Regions from separate parts of the Homo sapiens genome. Here region 1 is linked to region 2. A link is a loop called in an ENCODE intact Hi-C map of the cell type or tissue named here. Cell type or tissue: GM12878. All regions are shown on one strand. Each heading gives the region's core, and the rest is flanking DNA. Links, peaks and the distances in the headings are about the cores only.

What was found. Hi-C counts contacts between places; a loop is a spot of excess contacts. Peaks named below come from ENCODE experiments on the same cell type or tissue, not always from the same donor. Only the 100,000 strongest peaks of a DNase experiment are listed, where the experiment ranks them.
Region 1: it touches region 2 in a loop (2.0-fold over the local background); 1 of 110 quality-filtered maps calls a loop at or near these places.

The regions. Positions count from the first base shown.
Region 1 is chrX:31,067,328-31,073,508 of GRCh38, reverse strand. FTHL17 (ferritin heavy chain like 17) reads left to right here and starts at 1,468. Exons shown (of 1, transcript NM_031894.3): 1 at 1,468-2,276. The coding sequence starts at 1,556. The coding sequence ends at 2,107. In GM12878, for the core only: no CTCF peak of the experiment used is centred there; a DNase peak (open chromatin) is centred at 3,098; H3K27ac peaks cover 894 bases.
Region 2 is chrX:31,175,262-31,181,442 of GRCh38, reverse strand. It overlaps DMD (dystrophin), which reads left to right. Exons shown (of 79, transcript NM_004006.3): 69 at 962-1,073; 70 at 2,638-2,774; 71 at 3,473-3,511. Among named protein-coding and RNA genes, the nearest start is that of FTHL17, 110 kb to the right of the region's middle. In GM12878, for the core only: no CTCF peak of the experiment used is centred there; DNase peaks (open chromatin) are centred at 2,002, 2,519 and 3,182; H3K27ac peaks cover 854 bases.

The sequences.
Region 1 (6,181 bases), core at 463-5,462, 110 kb after region 2:
ACAAGAGAAAAACAGAAAAATTGAACATAATTAAGAACTTTGTGCTTCAAAGGACACCATTAAGAAAGTGAAAAAAAAAACAGAATGAGAGAAAATATTTGCAAATCATATATCTGAAAAAGGACTGGCACACATAATATATATAGAACTCTTAAAACTCAGCAATAAAAGTACAAATAACCCAATTTTAAAATGGACAAAAGACTTGAATAGAGTTTTCTCCAAAGAAGATACAAATGACTATGAAAAGATGCTCAACATCAATAGCCATTATGGAAATGCAAATCAAAACCACAGTGAGATACCACTTTACATCCACTAGAAAAACAACAAAGACAATGACAGTGTTGGAACCTTCATACATTGTTAGTGGGCATGTAAAATGATGAGGGGACTTTGGAAAACAGTCTAGCAGTTCCTCAAAATGTTAAACAGAGTCTTAACATATGACCCAGCAATTCTAGTCCCAGGTATATACCCAAGGGAGTTGAAAACATATGTCTATTATAAAAATCCTCATAGCTGCATTAGTCATAATAGTCACAAAATGGAAACAACTCAAATGCCCATCGACTGATGAATGAGTAAATAAAATGTGGTATATCCATACAATGAAATATAATTCAGCCATAAAAAAGACAAAAGTTAAAGACATTATGCTAAATGAAAGAGGCCATATAAAGGCCGCATATAGTATGATTTATTTGAAATGTCCAGAGTAAGCAAATCTCTAGAAACAGAGATTTCATTTGTGGTTGTCGGGCCAGTGAGGAAGGCGAGATGGGCAGTAACTACTCATGGGTAGGGGATTTCATTTTGGAATAAGGAAAACGTTCTGAAATTAGATTTTTGGTGATGGGGTGATAGTTACACAACTTCATGAATATACTAAAAACCATGGAAATGTTTCAGAGGGTGAATTTTATGGCAGAGGAATTGTATCTCAATAGTGCAGTTTGTTGTTGTTGTTTGACACAAGTCTTGCTCTGTTGCCCAGGCTGGCGTGTAACGGCACAATCCCAGCTCACTGCAACCTCCGCCTCTTGGGTTCAAGCAATTCTCCTGCCTCAGCCTCCCGAGTAGCTGGGACTACAGGTGCGCGCGCCAGCATGCCTGGCTAATTTTTTTTGTATTTTTAGTAGAGACGGGGTTTCACCATGTTGGTCAGGTTGGTCTCCATGTCCTGACCTCGTGATCCGCCCGCCCCGGCCTCCCAAAGTGCTGGGATTACACGCGTGAGCTACCGTGCCCGGCCTAGAGCAGTTATTTTTAAAAGATGGTCTTGAAACATTCAGCGCCAAGTGGCCGGGATTTCCGACGGAAGTCAGCGCTTGTGCCCCCACCCCCTTGCCCCGCAACTCTGTCCCCCGCCGCCCCTCCCCCCACCGACAGAGCGCGCTCCTCCCTAACGGTCGCCACTGCCCACTTCCACTGCCCACTTCCGGTTTCATCGCACACCCGCCTTTCACTATCCGCCATTCTTGTCACCTCAGCTGCTGCCCTCGCTACCGCACCGACTTCGCCCGTGTGCTCGCCTGCACTTGCGCTGCCCGCCATGGCCACCGCCCAGCCGTCGCAGGTGCGCCAGAAGTACGACACCAACTGCGACGCCGCCATCAACAGCCACATCACGCTGGAGCTCTACACCTCCTACCTGTACCTGTCTATGGCCTTCTACTTCAACCGGGACGACGTGGCCCTGGAGAACTTCTTCCGCTACTTCCTGCGCCTGTCGGACGACAAAATGGAGCATGCCCAGAAGCTGATGAGGCTGCAGAACCTGCGCGGTGGCCACATCTGCCTTCACGATATCAGGAAGCCAGAGTGCCAAGGCTGGGAGAGCGGGCTCGTGGCCATGGAGTCCGCCTTCCACCTGGAGAAGAACGTCAACCAGAGCCTGCTGGATCTGTACCAGCTGGCCGTGGAGAAGGGCGACCCCCAGCTGTGCCACTTCCTGGAGAGCCACTACCTGCACGAGCAAGTCAAGACCATCAAAGAGCTGGGTGGCTACGTGAGCAACCTGCGCAAGATTTGTTCCCCGGAAGCCGGCCTGGCTGAGTACCTGTTCGACAAGCTCACCCTGGGCGGCCGCGTCAAAGAGACTTGAGCCCAGATGGGCCCCACAGCCACGGGGTCCCTTCCCTGGGTCAGGCCACTAGGCGGGGCGTGCATGTTGCCCTTTCAGAACGTTCTCTTCAGTTTTATCTTTCAGTTTTACCATTGTTAGCAAAAAAGTTATCTGGTTCTCAAAGCAATAAAGGTGTCCATTTGATACACCTGCAACTCTCACCTTTTAGGAATCAGGGCAAATCCCCATGCAGGTTTAAAGTAGGTATCCAGCAGTCTCTCCACCCACCCCTGCCCCATCTGCATGCAGCTCAGGATTTGCAGGGGTGGAGTGGAATGGTATTTTATGGGCCCCTGGAAAACACATTAGTCTTCCCTTTGTAAACTACCAGGGTATGTGGGGTGGGATGGGGTGGGGTGGTCACTCTTGGGCCCTGGTGGCTGTGGGTGCATGGGCACGGTAAAGTGTAAAACGTGGTCTGGAATTCATCATAGTGGTTGCCTCTGGGGAAGAAGTGAAGGAAATGGGATTGGGCAAGGATTAAAATAAACAAAGGGTCTTCAACTTTACATGAAAACTTGTAGTTTATTAAAATATGCCAATGTTAATGTTTGTGGATTCTGAGTAGCAAGTGGGGGCTCTGGGTGACAGCACAGCAGGGTACTTCTTTGGCAAGCTCACTTTGGGTGACAGTTGTAGTGGGAGCCTTAAGCTGGCTTCCCCATAGCCAAGGGGCTGACAAACTAAAATGGCACTTTGCAAGTCCAAGTCCTTTTATTTACATTGTTGTACTTTGTTTTTACAAGAATCTCAGGAAGAAGGAAGGACAAGTATCATGACTTTATTAGTGACAAAAAGGGAGGCCATACAGGCAAGAAGTTGTGGAATCTGGACATGAACCTCGATCTTCTGATGCCATGTTCCTTTTTCTTTCTGTTACCCTGCAAGTATATCAACGGGTTAAAGAAGATTGTGTGGGTAGACTGGGAATCTAGCCAAATAACCAGCCCTGGAAGGGAGGGAAATCCCCCAACACTCTTAAAGACAGCCCTGATCACTGGAGTCTCTCTCCTAATTACAGGTGTGCCTTCCAGCCTAGGGTGGGGACAGCTTCTAAACCTCAGCCAAAATCCTTCTCTTATGAAAGAAGCCTTCAGAATAAGTAACAGACTATATGAGGTAGTAGGGCACCTCACAGGAAGGCAGCCAACACCTGTACACTTGAACCCCTCTGTTCAGGTACTCTCCCTGAAGCAGACAGTCACACTGTTGCCTGAGTTGGCACTGAATACCTAAGAAGGCCTTAGGGCTGGAAATCCCCAGAGTGCACCATCCATCCACCACATGTCTTCACTGTCAGTGGCTTCTCTTCAAGCACAGCAGGTAAATGGGGTGGCTACAAAACACACATGCTCTATCTGCAAATCTAGCTCATCTCAAAGCCTGGACAGAGAAGCCCTGTACGTTTACCATGCACAGTGTACTGTAATCTATACATTCCCTGTTGTGGTCTCTTTACTGAGATCTACAGCTGACGTCAGACTTGTTCCATCTTGGCCACAAGGCCCCCTCTTTATTCCATTTTTCCCTTTCCTGTGATTCAGAGACACCCCAGGATAATGCAGAGAAGTCTACTTAGAACTACATCCTTTTATTTTACCCGGAAAAGCAGGATTTCCTCACCTGCAAGACTCAAAGAGGATTGTGATTACACTCCAGCGCCTATCACATGCCACTACTTGTAGTGTCACATTTCACAGCTTTTCTTTCAGAATCCCTGGCTGGGAAGTCTAGGTAAAGCGGCAGCTCAATTGTTTCTATTCTTGTTCCACTGCAACAAAAACATGAATGTCCTAAATCCCCTCCTTTTGGTTCAGTTTTAGGGTCCACAAACAGCCTTTTGAATATGTGGGGCAACTGTGGGAAAAACATGAGAAACATTTAGACCAAGCTGGCCCCACTGGCACTTTTCAATGTCTTGACCTTATCCATCGCTGCAAGTCTCCTCATTTTCCCACCCTCCCTTGCCACATTCCTCTCAAAAGGAGTGAGCAAACTTCTTACAGGTGGGCCACATTCCCACATACACACAGCCTTCCCAATTCTTTGAGAGCCTGACTTTCAATACTTGAGAGTGAGTTGTGCCTCAGTCTTCCAGCCCTGAAAAATACCATCCTGAGACATACAACTGGATGCTTGTCAGTCATTCGTTGTGCTCTATTGCTTGGGGGAATGATGTCCGAAACAGTGGCTGTTGCTGTGGGTACCAAAGTCTCAGGCAATGATAGTATCGGGACTGAGGGAAAATGGTAAAATTGATAACTTCATCTCAGACTCAAACACGGATTCAAATTAACTGTGTTGAATAATTTACCTCTGGGGAAAAAACCCTCACTCTATCACAAAAGGAAGTTTCTTAATAGATGGTTGTCGCTGACAACTTGTACTTCATTTTCCAGAAAAAGGAAAAGTTTTTTTTTTCTTAGAAATGTGTGTGACAAGCAGTACAAAGCACCCATTAATTTCTCCTGAATCTTCTCTAACCTGGAAATTTGCTCTACATTTCTGATTTTTAAATTCTCCTTTAATTTTGCTTTTCATTTACAAGCAATTACAGTTTCTTTTCACAAGCCTGAGAGACATATCTAATCAAGTATTTAGTAGAGAAAAGCATTGTCTGTAACCTTGAAAGTGATACTATGTTTCAGATTTTAAAATAACAATTTTTGTTTTACAAATAATTTGATGTTGCTGTTGTTGCTGTTGTTATTGCAGTCCTGAGTTCAGGTTCAGAGAAATATTGATGGAGAATTTGCCTCAGGAAAGCTGAAAGGAAAGGTGAAATGAGAGTAATCATATTAGCAAAGTGTGAGGACACCTGAAAGGTAAAAGGAAAGAAATTTACACCTTGATTCACTAGTCAAGGGAGCTATAGGAGTGGGATGAGGTATAGTAAGAAAGGAAAGTACTAATGGCTATCATATTTTTAGGAATCATGTGACCGTTTGGTTTGGGTTAGGTTATGAGTAGTAACAAAGACCAGAAAAGTAGAGTCTTAAAAAAGATAGGTTTTCTTTTTCATGTATGAAAGAACTATGGAAGAAAACAGTTCAGGGCTACTGTGGAAGAGCTTTCAATCACATTTCATGGATTCCAAGAGGCACATTTTTTTTCTTTACATTTTAACATTAAATTGGGATGTATCTTACAATCACTGTCAGCCATACCTGTCATTGCCTGAGGATGCACTGCAAAACTCGACAAAATGATATCATTGGCTAAGAAAAAATCCTGGAGATATTAGAAGTGTACTCTTAAAAAATACTGCGTCACCAGCACGCTTGATGGCACAGAGGACGATATTAAGAGATATCAATGATTCTGAGTACAGAAGTGATTTAGAAGAGTTGAAATTTGAATCTGAAGAAGTTCTAGCAGTACTTGAAACAATTTATTTAGCACATAGTTTCCTTTTTATGTGTACACACAAGAGTGATTCAATAACAAAAGTCTGTGCTTAAATAAGTGTAAAAGAGATTTTCCAGTAACTGAAATTTAAAAATCTAAGGGACAAGAAAACACTGTGTTCTAATTTAGTTGGTAGCACTTTCTTTTTGTGTGGTACATAGAATAATGATGTGCCTTAAATTAGTATGTTTGATTTGATAAAATACATTATCTTGTTGTTCCACTGAACAGGGCTTCCAGTACAAAGGTCATCTCATGATCCACATGGCTATTACAGCTCCAACCATTACATTAGCATGTCAGGAAGGAGAAAGAACATACACACACACACACACACATATACATATATGTGTATATATGTATATATGTGTATATATGTACACACATATATATACGTATATATGTGTATATATACACATACGTATATATACGTATGTGTATATATACACATACATATATATGTATATACATGTATATATACACACGTGTGTGTGCATATGTGTATATACACACGTGTGTGTGCATGTGTATATACACACGTGTGTGTGCATGTGTATATACACACGTGTGTGTGCATATGTGTATATACACACGTGTGTGTATGTGTATATACACACGTGTATGTGTGTATGTGTATATATACAC
Region 2 (6,181 bases), core at 378-5,377:
AAAATAAAGAAGAAGAATGCCTTGGAGGATCTGAAAGAGCACTTTCACCTTCAATTCTTTTGCCCTTATCATATTATATTATTTTAGGACCCAGCACTTCTCATTCCTCCTGTCCCCCTCTTGAAAGATGGCTGGAATCTAAAAAAGATAGCTTTCCTTCCCACTTCCCCATATGTGACATAAGAAATATGTTTATTTGAATTGGCTAAGGTTCTTATCTGAGAAAGCAAAAGGCAGGAGAGTATGAAACAAAGAATATCGCATTCTGATAATGGAGGAAATGTACCAACTAGTATTTACAGATTATAAATTCTTCCATCTAATCCAAATTTCATGTTCTCTTGGGGCTTCAGTTATCATTTGTAGGTAATGGGGTGAGAGATTTCTGAAGAGATAGAGATAAAAGAGTTCATTCGAGTAACTGTTTGAAGATGAATCGTATCAGTCAATTAGAAAACATTATTAAAGCGAGACTTGTTTTAATTGAAAGTTCTTGTTCACATTTCTTTTGTCTTGTGAAATTGCTTTATCTTGACAATGTTTTGAAAATAATTGCTTCAGAAAACTTTTGTCCCATGATGGGTAAGGGGCATGCACAGCGTAAGTCTGTCGCTCCTGGAAGTTCTTTTAAATTTGAGTATTTGGTTTTCAAAAGACTGGAAATTTTCCAGTACCTTCCTACTTAATCTCAAAGAGTTCCTAGTGGAGTTTAAATAAAAGCTGAGTTTTTCTTCCCTCCTTCCATATGTTTATAGGATAATCTTTCTGCCAAAATGTTTTGGTACTGTAGGAGAGGCACCGGAAAAATCTGGAGGCAGAAAGTTAATCACTTACCTTGTGGGACTAATGAACATTGCTTTCTGTTTCTCAAATTAGAACGTGGTAGAAGGTTTATTAAAGAGTGTTCTTTGGGAATTTGATTCGAAGAAATACATACGTGTTTGTTTTTGCTCTTTATCAGGTACAGGAGTCTAAAGCACTTTAATTATGACATCTGCCAAAGCTGCTTTTTTTCTGGTCGAGTTGCAAAAGGCCATAAAATGCACTATCCCATGGTGGAATATTGCACTCCGGTAAGTTTGACGCCAGCCTGACGTGAGAGTTAGTTCACCTGGGATAAATTTCAGTTTTGTACAATACTGCAGATCATGTATAATGCTGTGATTTGTCACTTCCCCAGATGTTCCCCAGCTAAAGTGGCTCTCAACTGTAGGCTTCAGGATTTACCCTATCCCTGGTGCCTAGGGGAGTGCCTGGCACATATGGAACATGATAGACCCTCAATAAATATTGTTGGATGAATAAATAGGGTTTTCATTCTGTGTGCATGGTTGTATTGAAGACGTTTTCACGTTTATTTTGCACAGCCTTAGAGGTTGTGTGGGGCGATCTTATGGCCATGAGGCATGTTGAGTATGGGGGATGGTTCTAGGTTCCCCCAAATTCATAAACTACCACTTTTAATCAATGTTGCTCACCTATTATCTGTCCTGTATACTAGTGACATTTTAAAAATCCATTTTATATGCTAACACTTACTAAATGCTAGGCATTTACCTTTTAAACTACCCTGTGTAAAATAAGTACTATGATTTTTATCCCCTCTATACAGATGAGGACCCTGAGGTCCTGAGGTTAAATAATTTACTCAAGGTTCTATAAGTAAGAGTTGAAGCCATCTCCTAAGATGTTATTTTAGGAAAATGTTAAGTGGCCAATAGAACTGTGAAAAATCACTAGGGAAATGGCAAGGATGTAGACTTGGTGGCCAGACAGACCTGAGTACAAATCTGCCTAAGAATTAAAGACAGGCTCCTCTCAGGTTTGTTTTTTCTAAAATAAACCTGTCCCTGTTGACTGTAGAGCCACCCTTCGTGTTTCTCTTCTCTTTCTTTAATTCTTACAGTCTCCTCTTCTCTAAACTTTGCATGCTTGCTATTCAAGATACGGTCTGTTGACTAATCATCATATGTCTATTGGCATTACCTTGGTCTTTATTAGAAATGTGAAACCACAGGCCCCAACTCCTGATGCTCTAAATCAAAACCCACATTTTAGCGAGATCTGCAGCTGGTTCCCATACACAACAAAGTATGAGAAGCTCTGCTTTAGAGCATCTCTCTCTTCCATCATCAGAGTGATCCTCCCAGATATTTGCCTGTCTCACTTTTATTCCTCTTATAGAGATGGTCAGTGATTGAGAATGTACCATGCTATGAATAGACCGAAATTTAGTGGGTGAAGCATGCTATCATTTTGTACTAAGTAGTTTTTAAAATACCATAAAGTGTGGTAAAATTTAATGTCACCTTTTTGACCTTAAGACCTATAAACTACCATTTATTGAGTAGCCTAGTAAGCTTGTATGTTTCTTTTATTTATCATAACAACGTGTTGAGGTGTTGTTGCTCCCATTTTACTGATGATCAGAGCCTCTGAGAAGTAAATAACTCAGCCAAATTAGTACATGCCAGGCCTGGTTTCAGAGCCCCATTTGTCTGATTCCAAAGCCTTTGCTCACAACCACAACACTCTCCTTAATTACAAAACAAGTGTCATGGGGCAGAAGACTGGAGTGGTCATTAGTTTTGAAATCATCCTGTCCTAAATCTGATCTCACCATGATCTCCCTTTTAGACTACATCAGGAGAAGATGTTCGAGACTTTGCCAAGGTACTAAAAAACAAATTTCGAACCAAAAGGTATTTTGCGAAGCATCCCCGAATGGGCTACCTGCCAGTGCAGACTGTCTTAGAGGGGGACAACATGGAAACGTGAGTAGTAGCAAAAGCAGAACACACTCTTGTTTGATGTATATTTGAACTCCTCTCAGCTGAACACCCTCCTTCACTCCCAAATGCAAACAGTCTCTTCTATTTCTTTCTTTTTATTTACATTAGCTGAAAAGAGAAAAATAAGCTGATGTCCAGTTGCCACTTTCCCACGTCACTTGACAATTTCTTTTTCCAAAAGTTAAACTTTATCTCACAGGGGGAAAAAAAAAAAAAAACCACAACACAATACAGCCACTAATTGCCTTACAAGCCTTATAAGAAATATGGGACTGTTTACAAATGAGTGATTCCAGTATTTCATTTTGATTTTCCTCTCTCACAAATCAGTAAATGTGTGTCTTTTTGTATCTCATTGTGTGGTCATATCTAGTCACTTGTTTCTACTCAAAAGAAAATATAGTCACAGGAAACTACTTCACAGTAAGTAGTAATGATTCTCAAGATCAAAGGGGACGTCTTCACCTCTTTTCAACCTGCTCCTCTTTTTTGCCTTAACTCTGATGGCAGTCACACAACTGTGTGTTTTTCTTTTAATTCACTTTACACCTTGGTTTGGCTATTGCTTTCCATGGTTCATACTTAATTGGCTGGATTTTATTTATTTTGACCTTTCAGTAAATTTTTTTGCGGCTGAGTTTGCGTGTGTCTCCTTCACCACCTCATTTTTTGTTTTGCAGTCCCGTTACTCTGATCAACTTCTGGCCAGTAGATTCTGCGTGAGTACTTTTTTTGCTGAAGGGTGCTGCTACCACCAACACATTCGCTCGCTTGGTTCTCTTTTGTTCTGTTTATTTGTTTGTTTTCTTTTGTTTTGTTTTGTTTTATGGACATATTAATTCCCCTTCCTTCATTTCAGTTTTTTTTTTTCTTTTCTTGATGAGACTTTGAAAGTACCATCTACACAGATCAGGAGAATCAGAGTGGGTTTTTTGGTTCCTCCACCAGGTGAAATTCAAACCAGCAGAAATCCTGGCTTGAATTCAAATTATAATCAAAGAAGTTATTGGAGTTTTAGCTGTATTCCTGGGAGACATGTTTATATATTTCTTCATATAAAAGCAAGGAAGAAGCTTCTGATTACATAATAACATTCTTTAGCCATATTTCTTGAGATTCGATGCTTTTTAGAATCTTTAGGGTCTGTTATAAGTGGACTATTAAAAATCAGCAGAATTCGTTTTAAAGTATGATGCTGAGTTTGGTTGAATAATTTTAATGAGGTGTGCGGACTGTTTATCAGGTTATGCCATGCTATTTGACTAATCATTATATACAAGGGTTTCTAAATTTTGAACTAAACTCACTTTGCTCTCCTCTCCAAGCTAAATATTCAGCTCATAAACAATTATACATTTGCTCTAGGAGGAAAGTATTTCTTTGTTATTACTATTGGTGTGTATTAATAATACTGAGCTTAGATACCAGCAGATGATTTATCTCAGAGTTTATAATGCTAGAAAACTCTTTTTTGGGGCCTGTGATTTCTATATTAGCAAACAAAGTGCCTATTTTAAAACTACATTATGTAGGGTTGTTATAACAAACTTTTGGTATTTCAAAGTATGCTTTATTAAAATATTTATTGAAAATCAGACAGCTCTGTTATGGATAAAGGGGAAATGACCAATTCGGAAGATAAGCTTGTGTAAGAATTCAATTTCTTTTTATTAAATCTTTTTTATTGTTCCACCATATAATTTAATCTAAACTAGATCCTTTTTTAAAAACCCTGTCGTGATAAATGCATATTATTAATTGAGGTTTATTTTCAGTCTTTAATAGGCCTAAAGGAAGTGGAAGGCTATGCTTTCCTTTTTAAAACTTCGTTATTGCGCCCCTTAATTTTGAGATATGGTAGCTATAAGTAGTATATTATCTGATTTATTTAATCATCATGCTTAAAGAACTTAGGGAGTTATTTAGGTTCAGTTATGTCCTCTGCCTCTTGGAAATTGTGTTTCCTAACCCAGGTAGTCTGTTATAGAAGTTACAACCGTTCATAAATAAGAAACTTTTAAAGAGTTGATACACTACAGTTTCAGCTTGATTGGATCCTGATAAGGGAATGGATTTACTCTATGTGGAAATAAGTTTAACCGAGTAAGAAATCCAAACGACAAATATGCTAAAGAACAGTTGTTACAAATACATAGATAAAAGTAGCACCAAATAATAAACAAAGAGTAATTAATAGTCCTTGAAAGGCAAAAAGGAGCTACACGTAAGCTAATGAGAAAAACATTATGACAATCAGATTAACTTATTTTAAGTAGAAGATTTTGTCTGTCTTAAACGTTGAAAGACTTTAAAATTAATAACATCTTTTATTTAAAAATATTTTCTAACAACTAAAACACACCTCCCAATTTGCCTTTTTATGAAGAGTTGGTTAGATTATTCAGAAATAGTGGGAAGTTTTAATTTTGAGGAAGAAAACAAATCTAGCAGACTGAAGTCTGTGTTTTCTTTAATAGCAGTAATTGTATTTAAAGTATTTATTCATAGGATTATAAATACTGTATAAAATATATTACAAAGCCATCCTATTCAGGCATAAGAGCCAGGTCCTAACGTGTTTCATTTTGCAAGACTTGTATCTAATGTTAACAAATCCTATGATGATTACAATATTTGATCCATTTGATATGGATCACAGAATTTGAAAGTTTCCAGAGATACAGACCGTTTGGTTTTCCTTAGACTAAACTCTTATTTGCTTGTGTTTGTCATATTACTTTAAAACTAAAGCTAACATAGGCCTTTACGTTGTCTGTCCATAAGTGAGCCAGTCAAACGATATTCTTTGAGCGATTCTGCATTGAAACCTAAATGAATGTCAGCTTTTAATTAATAGAGTTTTCATAAAAGAGAAGGTGGTGGTGGGTGGGATGGAATTGACCAAGTAGGTCATTAACTCTTATAGTAAGTAATCCTTCTGGGTATATGGTTTTGTGTTTAGGAAGTGGGAAGCGGGGAACAGTATTATTACCTTCTTTTGGAAGTGTTTTAGAAGGCTTTGCACTTAGTTTTGTTTGTGGACTAAGTGGCTTTGTATTTTCACTAATTCTTGGTTTTTAAATGATTCATCTCTGACCAGTACTCCCTTTTGGCTCATTTTCTGGTTTAATAAATGTCTCTTTTAGTGTATATTTTTTAAGATTTCTGGTTATTGTAAGTTCTTGTGCTTATGCATGCTGTGATAGGCGCCACTGATATTAATAAGAAAAATAACATGGAATTATCCTTGAGGCAAAGAATTAAAGCTCTGTATAAGATTTTCTGTATAAAATGGTATTAAAGTATTTTGGATTTATATGCCTACTTTTCTTGGTGTACTTATGCTCCAAGGTCTTAGGCTTTCATTCTTGTACACACTTCCAGGATAG